Linked DNA regions of Homo sapiens: region 2 is linked to region 1. The links are chromatin contacts, found by Hi-C or POLR2A ChIA-PET in ENCODE. All regions are on one chromosome and are shown on one strand. The core of a region is the stretch at or near the end of the contact, and the rest is flanking DNA. Distances in the headings are between cores, read along the strand shown. Region 1 overlaps CREM (cAMP responsive element modulator). Region 2 overlaps CREM (cAMP responsive element modulator).

Evidence for each region. Hi-C counts contacts between places; a loop is a spot of excess contacts on that map. ChIA-PET counts read pairs that join two places held with the same protein, here RNA polymerase II (POLR2A). Pooled maps may share reads with other maps.
Region 2: a loop to region 1 is called in a map of endothelial cell of hepatic sinusoid, with 4 times the contacts of the local background. The contact joins two enhancer-like sites. A Hi-C loop is called at or near these places in 3 of 168 maps with a recorded cell type or tissue (endothelial cell of hepatic sinusoid, endothelial cell of umbilical vein and psoas muscle), 1 of 37 single-sample maps with no recorded cell type and 2 of 50 pooled maps. POLR2A ChIA-PET finds 5 or more read pairs at or near these places in 20 of 52 experiments (B cell, BJ, GM10248 and 15 more).

Annotation. Positions count from the first base shown.
Region 1 is chr10:35,170,774-35,176,124 of GRCh38, reverse strand. All of the region lies in intron 3 of CREM (cAMP responsive element modulator), which reads right to left. Among named protein-coding and RNA genes, the nearest start is that of CREM, 47 kb to the right of the region's middle. Within about 2 kb of position 3,389, at least 4 of the 41 ENCODE cell types and tissues checked have a DNase peak (open chromatin) inside an H3K27ac peak, as active enhancers do.
Region 2 is chr10:35,205,664-35,211,602 of GRCh38, reverse strand. It overlaps CREM (cAMP responsive element modulator), which reads right to left. Exons shown (of 8, transcript NM_183011.2): 7 at 4,552-4,708; 8 at 1-349. The coding sequence ends at 205. Among named protein-coding and RNA genes, the nearest start is that of LINC02634, 36 kb to the left of the region's middle. RefSeq lists an enhancer at 1-316. Within about 2 kb of position 2,967, at least 8 of the 41 ENCODE cell types and tissues checked have a DNase peak (open chromatin) inside an H3K27ac peak, as active enhancers do.

The sequences.
Region 1 (5,351 bases), core at 2,140-4,639:
CAAATATCTAATAAAAAGATTTGCGTATAAGCACTTCATAAAGAAAAATGATAAATGAATTAGTGAAAGAGGAAAAAAATGGCTCAAGAAAGTCAAAGACAAAACCATTCAGGAAGGAAGCTAACCTGAACGGTGTGTATTTCTGATGACTGAATAACCCATGGCTGTGGTGTCTGAATTACTCCCTGGACATGTATAGTTTGGCCCGAAGGTAACTGCACTAGAGTTACAGCTGGGGAGCCTCTTCTGGTGCCTGATCCAGCCACAGAAACCTGCCAAAATGATCACCATTGAGGATTAAAGCTGGACCTTTTTTGTTATTGTTTTTGCTATTTTTAAGTAATACCACTCACTAATATGACTGGCCTACTTCTCTTTTTCCTGCTGCTGAGAAATGACAAACTATCTAGGATACTTACCATCGGGAGGTGGTTACTGTCCTGGAACAGTCATTTTCTGATGTGACATTTATTAAGGAACACATGCTCCTTATCGCTTTTGGTGCCCATACTTCGGTGGCTAAGAATGTTCCAAGCACAAAGTTCTAAAGCAGTTAAACTACCTCACTACGACCTCACGCCTACTAACAGTGAAGCCTTTCTTAGGCCAGAGTATAAACTACCCTCTAACTTCTTCAGAGAAATTGGAGATAGAACTTAACTATGGTTCTTTTTTTTTTGAGACGGAGTCTTGCTCTGCTGCCCAGGCTGGAGTGCAGTGGCGTGATCTTGGCTCCCTGCAAGCTCTACCTCCCAGGTTCAAGCCATTCTCCTGCCTCAGCCTCCTGAGTAGCTGGGACTACAGGTGCCCGCCACCACGCTCAGCTAATTGTTTGTATTTTTAGTAGAGACGGGGTTTCACCCATTAGCCAGGATGGTCTCGATCTCCTGACCTTGTGATCTGCCCACCTTGGCCTCCCAAAGTGCTGGGATTACAGGCGTGAGCCACTGTACCTGGCCAGTGAATTATTTTTATTAAATGTGTGACATATGATATTCTAGTGTTACTCTGGATGTGAGCTGATGCTTTGTCTCTAGACTGATAAAAATCACAGTCACTGTTATGCCCTCATAATAACTAAAAAGGCATAGGCCGAAGAAATTCCAGGACCTTTCAAGCCCCTGGTGTCTCTGACCCAGAGAAAGCTCATGCCTTGAAGGCTGATGAGGCCTCTGGACACTTTTCCTCTCCCTAGCTAAAGCATCCAGAGAGGCCAGAACTATCACTTAACTTTGGGCAGAGATCAGCACAACAGCCATCTCCTCACTACTTCCCTGAGTTCCTTCAACAGAGATCCCTACCAGAAAAACACGATACTAACCACTCCTCTGGACTCAAAACCTGCCAGGTTTTCTAATTAGTAAACAACTCTGTCCTATAGGCTAGCATAATTGCAGAAACTTTGCCTCATTTTACTAAGATTCACCATTCATTATGACTTACTCAAGAGTCAAAGACCTTGGAAATAAGTCACCAGTGTCTATCATGAGTGGTAGTAGAACCACAGCATCTAAAACAATTTTTTCAAGGAAGACTTTGTGTGTGACTTCACTTTGAGGAACACCAATGATTTCCAACTTATATTAATATCTGAAAAGAATTATTAAAAACTGGGTTTATAACAAATAACTAAGATTTATTTACATCATCATTCCCTTGGAAAACTAACTTCTCTGGCAATCCAAAAGTTAAAACATGTTTTATCCGTGTAAGAGAACCTAGGTGTTGAGCCTTGTACTAGGTGCACTATTAGAAAATAGAATTAATAAAACTAGCACCTAAGAAACAATGGCACACCAAATAGTACAGAACGAATTGCTCCATTTTAGAGGCCATGAATATCACAGGAGTACAGAATAGAAAGATCAGTATGGGCCCAAACAGTAAGTGAGGGCTTTATGTAGATGCCAGAGCTTGAGTGAAGGCTTGATCTAAACCTAGATAACAGTTGGACAGATAGTGTGAAACCAGGACAGAGGCAACCAATATGTAGCCCACAGGGAAAATTCAGCTCACCTACCCCCAGAGTATTATCATCTAGTTTAGATTCCAGGGAAAAGAAAAACATCCTCCCATTATGGAACCAGTAGATTTAACAACTGCAAGTTTTAAAACATTGGATTTATTCTACAAATGTTTCCGGCACAAAAGGCAACTCTGTATGAATTATACACCTCTATAGTGACTAACTCTCAAAAGATAACTCTTTCTCCTCACAACTAATTCTCAAATATTTTAGTCTCAGGGCATCTTTACACTCTTAAAAATTACTGATGACCTCAAAGAGCTTTTGTTTCTGTGATTGATATTCAGTAGAGGGCTGGTAAACACTTAACTAGATCTTAAGAAGGAGGAACACTGACTTGTAGCGTTTGCTCACTTCTGTGATGTAAGTACTCCTACTATGGCTGATTTCAAGCTGCCAATGGATGACATTGAACACAAAGCCGGATAAAGATTATACAATTGGTTTTCACTGGTACAAGCCAGCTGTGCACACCACTGGTTATATATGTTGATATTTAACATACTGGAAATTAAAACAGAAATTTTAAAAATAGTAACTTATTTTAAAATAATAAGTATGTGCTACCATAAATAACATTTTATGAAAAATGATTACATTTTCAAAAAAATCAGAAGAGTAGCACTGTTTTACATTTTTACAAATTATTTTAATGTCAGGTTTAACTGAAGATAGCCAGATTCTCATATCTACTTCTACACTGAATCTGTTGCAGTATGTTGCTTTAGTTGGTATGTGAAGAAAATCTGGGCCTCACAAAGACTCGTGTTAGAAAAAGGGAGGAATATTATAATAGCTTCTGTAGAAAATCATGGATATTCTTCATGGATACACCAAAACTTGACAACTGATTGTCTCTTAAGGATTAATTGCAACATACAATCTGAGACAGTATCAGTTACATTAAAATCCATTGATCTGTCTTGTACTTTGGATGAATCTCTTACCCACGTAAGATTTTGTAACATCCTGAAGTATTCATTTGGAAAATACTGGCTCACTGAGTTCAGGAGATCTTCCAAACGTGGACACATTTCATGACACAGTATTATAAATCACATTTCATTAAAGTATAACCAGTTTGATCAGAAAACTATGAATATTGTCAAGCTCACAATGGCAGATGCAGATTTTCCAAAATTCAAAGTTTTGGCTTAAAAGCTTGTGACAATAAACACCATGAGTTGTTTCCCTTGAACTGACAAGCTCACTTCATTTGTTTTTGAGGAAATGTCTTCAAGTTTGAATAGCCATCATTTGGAAATTAGTCATTCTTTTGAAGAAAATGACGTTCTGTGGAAAAACAGGCAGCTAATTCATCTTGGCACTCAAATAACACACGTGCTTTTCCTTAAGAACACCATGGGTCGTCAGGACGCAGCGGGGGGGTGCTTTCTGCAGCTGTCCCACTTCAGGACACAGAATATCAAAACAGCATGTACTCAGAGTCAAGATTTAATGCAATGGTAATTTTTACTGCTTCATCAAAGATATTCTTAAGTAAAACTGACTTAAAAAAAAAAAAACTGCAAGTGGATGGCAGTGAAGAATACAGTTAATACTAACACAGTTTGTGTCACTGACTTGAGTTAAGGCACCCAACAATTTACCACTCCCCCACCACCACTGTTTTTGCACCATCAGTGTGGATATCAAAACAGAGAAAAAGAAAAACAACATCTTAGCATCACCGTGAAAATGGTTTTGACCTAGCAAGCCTCATGAAAATGTCTCAGAGTCACCCCCAGGGTTCTGCACACCACACTTTGAAAACAGCTATTCCACACTAATCTAGCCCCTACACCCTGGCTTTCAGCTTAAAGAACTGCTCAGACAGGCTGAGATTTCAGCTCCAGTAGAGCAGCAGAGACAAAATAAACATATCCAGTAACCCTGACAGAGCCCATGTGTCAGAGACTGGCAAAATAGAAATTATGCTTTATAACTACATAAAACAAAAGAAAACAAAGGAAAAAAATTAACACAAAAAGAAGACTTCATTGACCAGCTTCTATCCCATCAGCTCAGGAAATTGGGACATGATCTTTAGTTCCAGATTCCAAACTGAGCTCTCTGGAGGACCCAGTACTCCACCACCACTTCTCCCACCCACCACCATGTGTAGGGACAAGCCACAGGTAAGTAAGGAGGGTAGAGTGACTTGATTTTCCTCTGTTCCTTTCCTTTTTTAAAAATGCAGTCACATAGCTGGGTGGTGGAAATTTCTGAAGATATTACATTTTCTCAAATCAAAATAATTTTCTTTTTAGAATTAAGGAGCTCCCAAAGCTTGTCAGATCCCAGTGGCTCTCAATGTTTTACTCTTTTTTCCAAGTACATAGAATAAGGTATCTGAAGACAATGTACTTGAAACTATAGCGGGGGAAACCCAGGGGTCCTACAAGTATTCTCACAAACTAGACCTGTGGGTTGAGATGGCAGGTGGTGTCCACATTCATTTTTTGTGGGGAAATGCCCAGCTTCAAAGAAATCAGATTATTATGGAGAACAGAAAAACAATTCAACAAAGATTCATGGGCATCTGATAGGCATAAATCATCCTTTACATTGCTTTAATCATCTTTCAAGTACAATTATCAGAATTTTAATTAAACAATAACTCTATCAAAAATGGCTAAGTCCTCATGACTGTAATCCCAGCACTTCAGGAGGCCGAGGCAGGTGGATTACCTGAGGTCAGGAGTTCAAGACCAGCCTGGCCAATATGGTGAAACCCTCTCTCTACTAAAAATACAAAAATTAGCCGGGTGTGGTTGTGCGCACCTGTAATCCCAGCTACTCATGAGGCTGAGGCATGAGAATTTCTTGAACCCAGGAGTTCGAGGTTGCAGTGAGCTGAGATCATGCCACCGCACTCCAGCCTGGATGACAGAGCGAGACTGTGCCTTAACAAAAAAAAAAAAAAAAAAAAAAAAAGGCTTGGTTAAGAATACCTGCTGCAGAAAAAGAACTTGTACCCGCTAACATAAACCATATCCTTACAATTCTGGAGATAGGTTATACAGATTCTGTAACTACAAGGAAACTTCCATATGTCCAAACTCTAGGCAGGCCAAAAGCTCATGAGACAATTTTTTCATTAAAATGCTAAAATAAAGGCTGAGAACCTGCATAAATGACGCATCTGGAGGTAGAATTCAAATGTCTCCTTTTAAAAAAGAAAACTCTTATATCTGGAGAACTATCATTCTACATTCTCACTGGTTAGGCCAAAACTTATAAGCAAGAGCGTCAACCTTATAATTATACTGGTAGAGTTAATAGGTTAAACTCCAATAAAGAAGAAAAGAGAGAAGAATCAAAT
Region 2 (5,939 bases), core at 1,718-4,217, 36 kb before region 1:
CAAACAGATCAAAGTAAGCTCGGTAAGTGTGATCACGGCTGCATTCCACATCCTGGAACAACATTCCCAATTCAATTTCAAACACTAATCCAAACTGGATTCTTAAGGGTCACACGTGTCCTTCCCACAAGTCCACATGGCAATAAGTAGGACTGCTGCATCTCCTGCCTTGATTAGAGTAAACAAGGTCCAAGTCAAAGACAGTTACTCTACTTTATGGCAATAAAGATCTTTGAGGGCCTTGAGTTCCTCAATGAGAGTCTTGTTTTGGTTTTCAAGCACAGCCACACGATTTTCAAGACATTTGACATATTCTTTCTTCTTCCTGCGACACTCCCGGGCAGCTTCCCTGGAAGCAACACAAGGCAAATGACTACAGGAACAGCCTTCCAACACAATCCACAGTGGGTCAGTGCACTTCTGCCCCCCGAACTCAACAGCCAATCGATCCTAGGTAAGGACTGTACAAAGCCACATAACAAACATAACCAGGCACATGCTTTTTGTAAGATAACCATTAGACAACAGGAATGATTTGAGAACACAGTTCGCCCAGCATTCATCACAAATGGTGTTTTCTTAGGGCACACATTCCACTGGTAACAATGCCCACAACTGTTTTCAGTAAACTACAATAGGACCACATCCCCAAGTGGAATTTCTACAAACACATTTATAGATCCTTTCAATTCTCTTAATTATTTTTGTCTCCCAAAAGGCACATACTCCGACATAATGAGTTAATTTTATTCGATCAAAAATGATTATAAGAATTAATCCTCAAAAACCTTAAATATCAACACTGGAGATTTTTAGTCTTCAAAACTAAATCTCAGTAAAACAAGATCAATCATGACTGCAAGACACAGTTTATTGGCTAGAAAACACACATGGATAAATCATAACAATAAACAAAAGATGTGCATTTTTATAAACCGAAATGAAATGGACAGTGCTTCTGAAAATTAAAGAAGGGGGCTACAAAATACAACACTCAATAACTCAGACAATTTAAACCCACAAATGTGAGACCACCACAATTAAAATTATAAAAAAGAAGCTACTGAGTAACTCTGGGCATATTTCAAGACTGTTTCCTAATCACATGCATTTAATATCCAATATATTGAATTTTAAAGCACTATAAGCCCAAAATGAAAGAACAGACCAGTAGCCAAAGCAACAACACAAACAGATGAGTTGACTTAGTCATTTTCATACATAACCCCACCAAAACAATAAATAGAGCCAACATTTTCTCTTTTTCTTTTTTTCAGGGTGGGAGGGATGGCAACCACTTCCCTTAACTCCTATGTAGAAGACACCCTTTAATTGGCCTCATTTTGGAGGATTCAATTCCAGAATAACTGCCTTTGAGGTAGATCACCCTTCATGTCAAAAAAGCCTGCACTGAAACAGACACTATCATTCAAATATGTTAAAAAAAGCAGTGTTGAATGTCTAAACACCAGTTTCTGTAATGCCAGCTAGCATCCTGAACCACATGTGATGTATACATGATTTTTTTTTTTTTTTTAAGATAGCTGACTCTCACTGAGTGGATATCTGTGTTTTCACTATGGAAGCAAGAGTCAGCAAAGAAGAACCTTCAATCCAAATGAACTGCAGGAAAAGATCAACCCCTGCTTCCTAGCCAGGAACAATGGACTCACCCTGTGAACATACAAAGTTCTCAGACTTCTCAGCTGGTTAACAAAAGAAATTTAAAATGTAAAATTGAAAAGAATGTTATAGTGACTAATTTAATCTAAATGATGCAATTGGAAAAGTTAAGAATAAATCCAAACACACACATTTGCCAATTTGGGGACATAATTTAACTCTTTTCCACAAAGGCACTGAAATTCATTTATGAATACCAACGTTTTCATGATTAAATTATATTAAATTCTAGACCTAGAAGGAAGATAGTCATTTTACAAAACATGGTTACCATTAAATGAAAAATTTAAAGACCTAATAGCGGTGTTGCGGGTGTTTAAACATTTTCTTTAATAAGCTATTATAAATACTCATACTTCATCTTCTACATTTGAGTGTGCATGTGTGTGTGTGCATGCACAGACACACATATTACTAGAGTCAAAATGTTGCAGGCACAAAGCTTTCCCCGATCACATCAGTAGATGGTACATTCCTAAGCACTCCTCAGCCATGGAAAACACCTGTTTCTTCTATTAATAGTGAGCTCGGTTTTCAGGCTTGCATGTGTCTGGGTGTATCCTCAGCACGGAGAGGAAGTGCAAGGCAAGGAAGAAACTCTGACAAGGCTGGAAAGAAATAAAAACTGTTGCTGGATTGGCAGAAATACGATATAATGAGATATCGATTATAGATGCCAATCAAAGAATAAAAAGAAAATATGTAAGAGATCTATCTGTGAATGACTAAAGCCTCACACTTCCCCAGGAAGTGAAATTTGCAGGTTATCATGGGGTATTTTTGAGATGCCTGATGCTGGTATAGAGGACAGGCTCTGGAATAAAGACTGCCCGGTTGCCCATCCTGGTTCTGCCCAGTTTGGGCCATGTGATCTTGACCAACTTATTCCTTAACATCTCTGAACTTCTGGTCCTCATCTGTAAACTGGGCATAATAATCACCTATTCTCATGTAAGCATTAAACACACAGTAGAAATAAAGCACTTAAAATCTGCTAAACAGATAATGAGCAACCTAACAGCCAGGTATCATCTGCATTTCTCTTGTCTTGCTCTGAAACTGAGATTTAGAAAGCGAAAATAAACCTTTCTCAGAATCCTGTACAGCTAGGGACTAAAGACCTATTTCTAGCCAATGAAATGTAGGTGAAAGTTGCTGGGAGGATCTTCCAGGAAAGGTTTGCAGTTGGGCCAGACCTCAGCTAGCCCCAATTTTTGGCTCTAGCCCTTCTTCCTGTCTGAGGCAATGCCTAGAGGTTCAGTAGCCGCGCTGTGATCATGAGAATGAATGATACATGCTGAAGATGACACAGCCGGGAGCGGGAGTCTGGGCCCTTGATAACACTGCTGAATCTCTGTCCTGGCTGCACACAATGAGGACATTATTTGACATTAGGACTAAGGTGACAAGACTACTGGGAAACTCTAAGACAATTCTGTTCCTTTTGAAAATCAGATTAATTTGCACCATTATTCATAATAAAAACTAAACCAATAAATAATATACAAGTTAAATAAAATTTTATTTATGTTTAAATTTTTAAAAAGTTTTAGAAAATAGCATTTTATAATATGTTGCTTAAAAATAAAATGACAGAGATATGGAGCAAGAAAAAGTGAGAGAAAATGAGAGCTGACTGGAAGTACATAGACTATAATAGGAGGTATCCTAAGTGGTTAGAGCCATGGATGATTTTAATTCTTTTTGTTATTTTGTATTTGCACTTGACTAGAATTTATCAGATTAAATATGTATTTCAGTGTAATAGAGGAAAAAAAGTTAAAAAATAGACAAAAGGAAACTACATGTAGAAAATGTCGAAAAGTAACGCCTCACTTACACTTCATTTTTCTCAGAGAGAAGCTAAAAAATTCGACTTATCACCTACTTCACAGCAAATACTAAATACAAAATAGCTCTTTGTTTCTAACAAAGTCCTTTAATCATTATTTTTAAAAATTACTGTATCTTTTGGACATCACCCTTACAACATAGGGATGTAACTCCTGCTGATGAAATAGTTTAACAGCCAGGAATTCTGACTGGAAGACAATCTAATAACACACACAGAGCACAAACCTACATGAAATGCCACACAACATGTAACTTGGGAGAAATGGCTTATGAAAACTGTAATTTTTTTTTTTTAAGACGGAGTCTCACTGTCACCCAGGCTGCAGTCCAGTGGCGCGACCTCAGCTCACTGCAAGCTCCGCCTTCCGGGTTCAAGTGATTCTCTTGCCTCAGCCTCCCGAGTAGCTGGGATTACAGGTGCACACCACCACACCCAGCTAATTTTTGTATTTTTAGTAGAGACAGGGTTTCGTCATATTGGCCAGGATGGTCTCAATCTCTTGACCTTGTGATCTGCCCGCCTTGACCTCCCAAAGTGCTGGGATTACAGGCGGGAGCCACTGCGCCCAGCTGAAAACTGTAATTTTTATTTTTATTTTTATTTATTGATATTATTTTTATCATTATTTTATTATCATTTATTAATATTTAATATTGTTTTATTATTTTTTTGAGATGGAGTCTCGCTCTGTCGCCCAGGCTGGAGTGCAGTGGCACGATCTTGGCTCACTGCAACCTCCGCCTCCCAGGTTCATGCCATTGTCCTGCCTCAGCCTCCCAAGTGGCTGGGACTACAGGCACCTGCCACCACGCCCGGCGAATTTTTTTGTATTTTTTAGTAGAGATGGGGTTTCACCGTGTTAGCCAGGATGGTCTTGATCTCCTGACCCTGTGATCCGCCTGCCTTGGCCTCCCAAAGTGCTGGGATTACAGGCGTGAGCCACTGCGCCCGGTGAAAACTGTAATTTTTAAAAAGTGTCCTAGAAGTTACCGATTCCCTGTGCAACACCTCACCTGTTTTTCATTAGCCTCAGCTCTCGTTTGCGTGTTGCTTCTTCTGCCAGCTGCTGGGGACTGTGCAAACTTCCGGGCGATGCAGCCATCACCACTCCCTGTGGCAAAGCAGCAGTAGGAGCTCGGATCTGGTAAGTTGGCATGTCACCAGTGGCAGCTGCAGTAAAACAAAATATTTTGAGCTTATATAAAGAATTCATAATTTGGCATTTTACATAAAACTGATCTGGAAATGATATACTTTTGACATCTCATAAGAGGTGATCTTGTAATGTTTAAGATAATTATTCTGAGCATTATAGCAATCTCAAGTATTAAAGATCTTCTTCAGCACTTAGAACAATGATATTTAGCATGCTCTAAACACTTAAGGTAGAAAAGCATCCTAATGCATTTTAGACAGGTTTTTATCAAAGGCAAAAGCTTAAGATGCTCATTTAGCTTAAAGTCAGTGGTGTGCTAATAAATATTTAAGAAACAGTCCTCAGGACAAAACAATGAAAAAGCCCTGATGTGTAGTGTTCAGTAATTCTCACGATGTAAATACTTCCACCATGGCCAGTTTCAAGCTACCAAGGTGACTTTCCTGAGCGTAGAGTTGGAAAGACACACACGTGGTAAGCAGCACAGCATACAGACAAAACAGATGCCAATACCCACAGAGCACAGAGAAAATACTTGGAAATTATGAGTTTTGAGTACTAATGTTTTTAATGTGTAAATTGTGTATGTGTATGTATATATGCATATATATATGCATGTATATATATACATATTTATACACACACATATTTTTTTTTTTTTGAGACGGAGTCTCGCTCTGTCGCCCAGGCTGGAGTGCAGTGGCGCGATCTTGGCTCACTGCAAGCTCCGCCTCCTGGGTTCATGCCATTCTCCTGCCTCAGCCTCCCGAGTAGCTGGGACTACAGGCGCCTGCCACCACGCCTGGCTAATTTTTTGTATTTTTAGTAGAGACGGGGTTTCACCGTGTTAGCCAGGATGGTCTCAATCTCCTGACCTCGTGATCCTCCCACCTTGGCCTCCCAAAGTGCTGGGATTACAGGTGTGAGCCATCGCGCCTGGCTTTTTTTTTTAGACAGAGTCTCACTAAGTGGCTCCAGGCTGGAGTGCAGTGGTGTAATCTTGGCTCACTGTAACCTCCACCTCCCCAGTTCAAGCGATTCTTGTACCTCAGCCTCCCAAGTAGCTGGGATTACAGGCGTGCACCACGACACCTGGCTAATTTTGTATTTTTAGTAGAGATGGTGTTTTGCCATGTTGGCCAGGCTGGTCTTGAACTCCTGACCTCAAGTGATCTGCCTGCCTCAACCTCGCAAAGTGTTGGGATTACAGGCGTGAGCCACCACGCCCGGCCTGAAAATTTAATA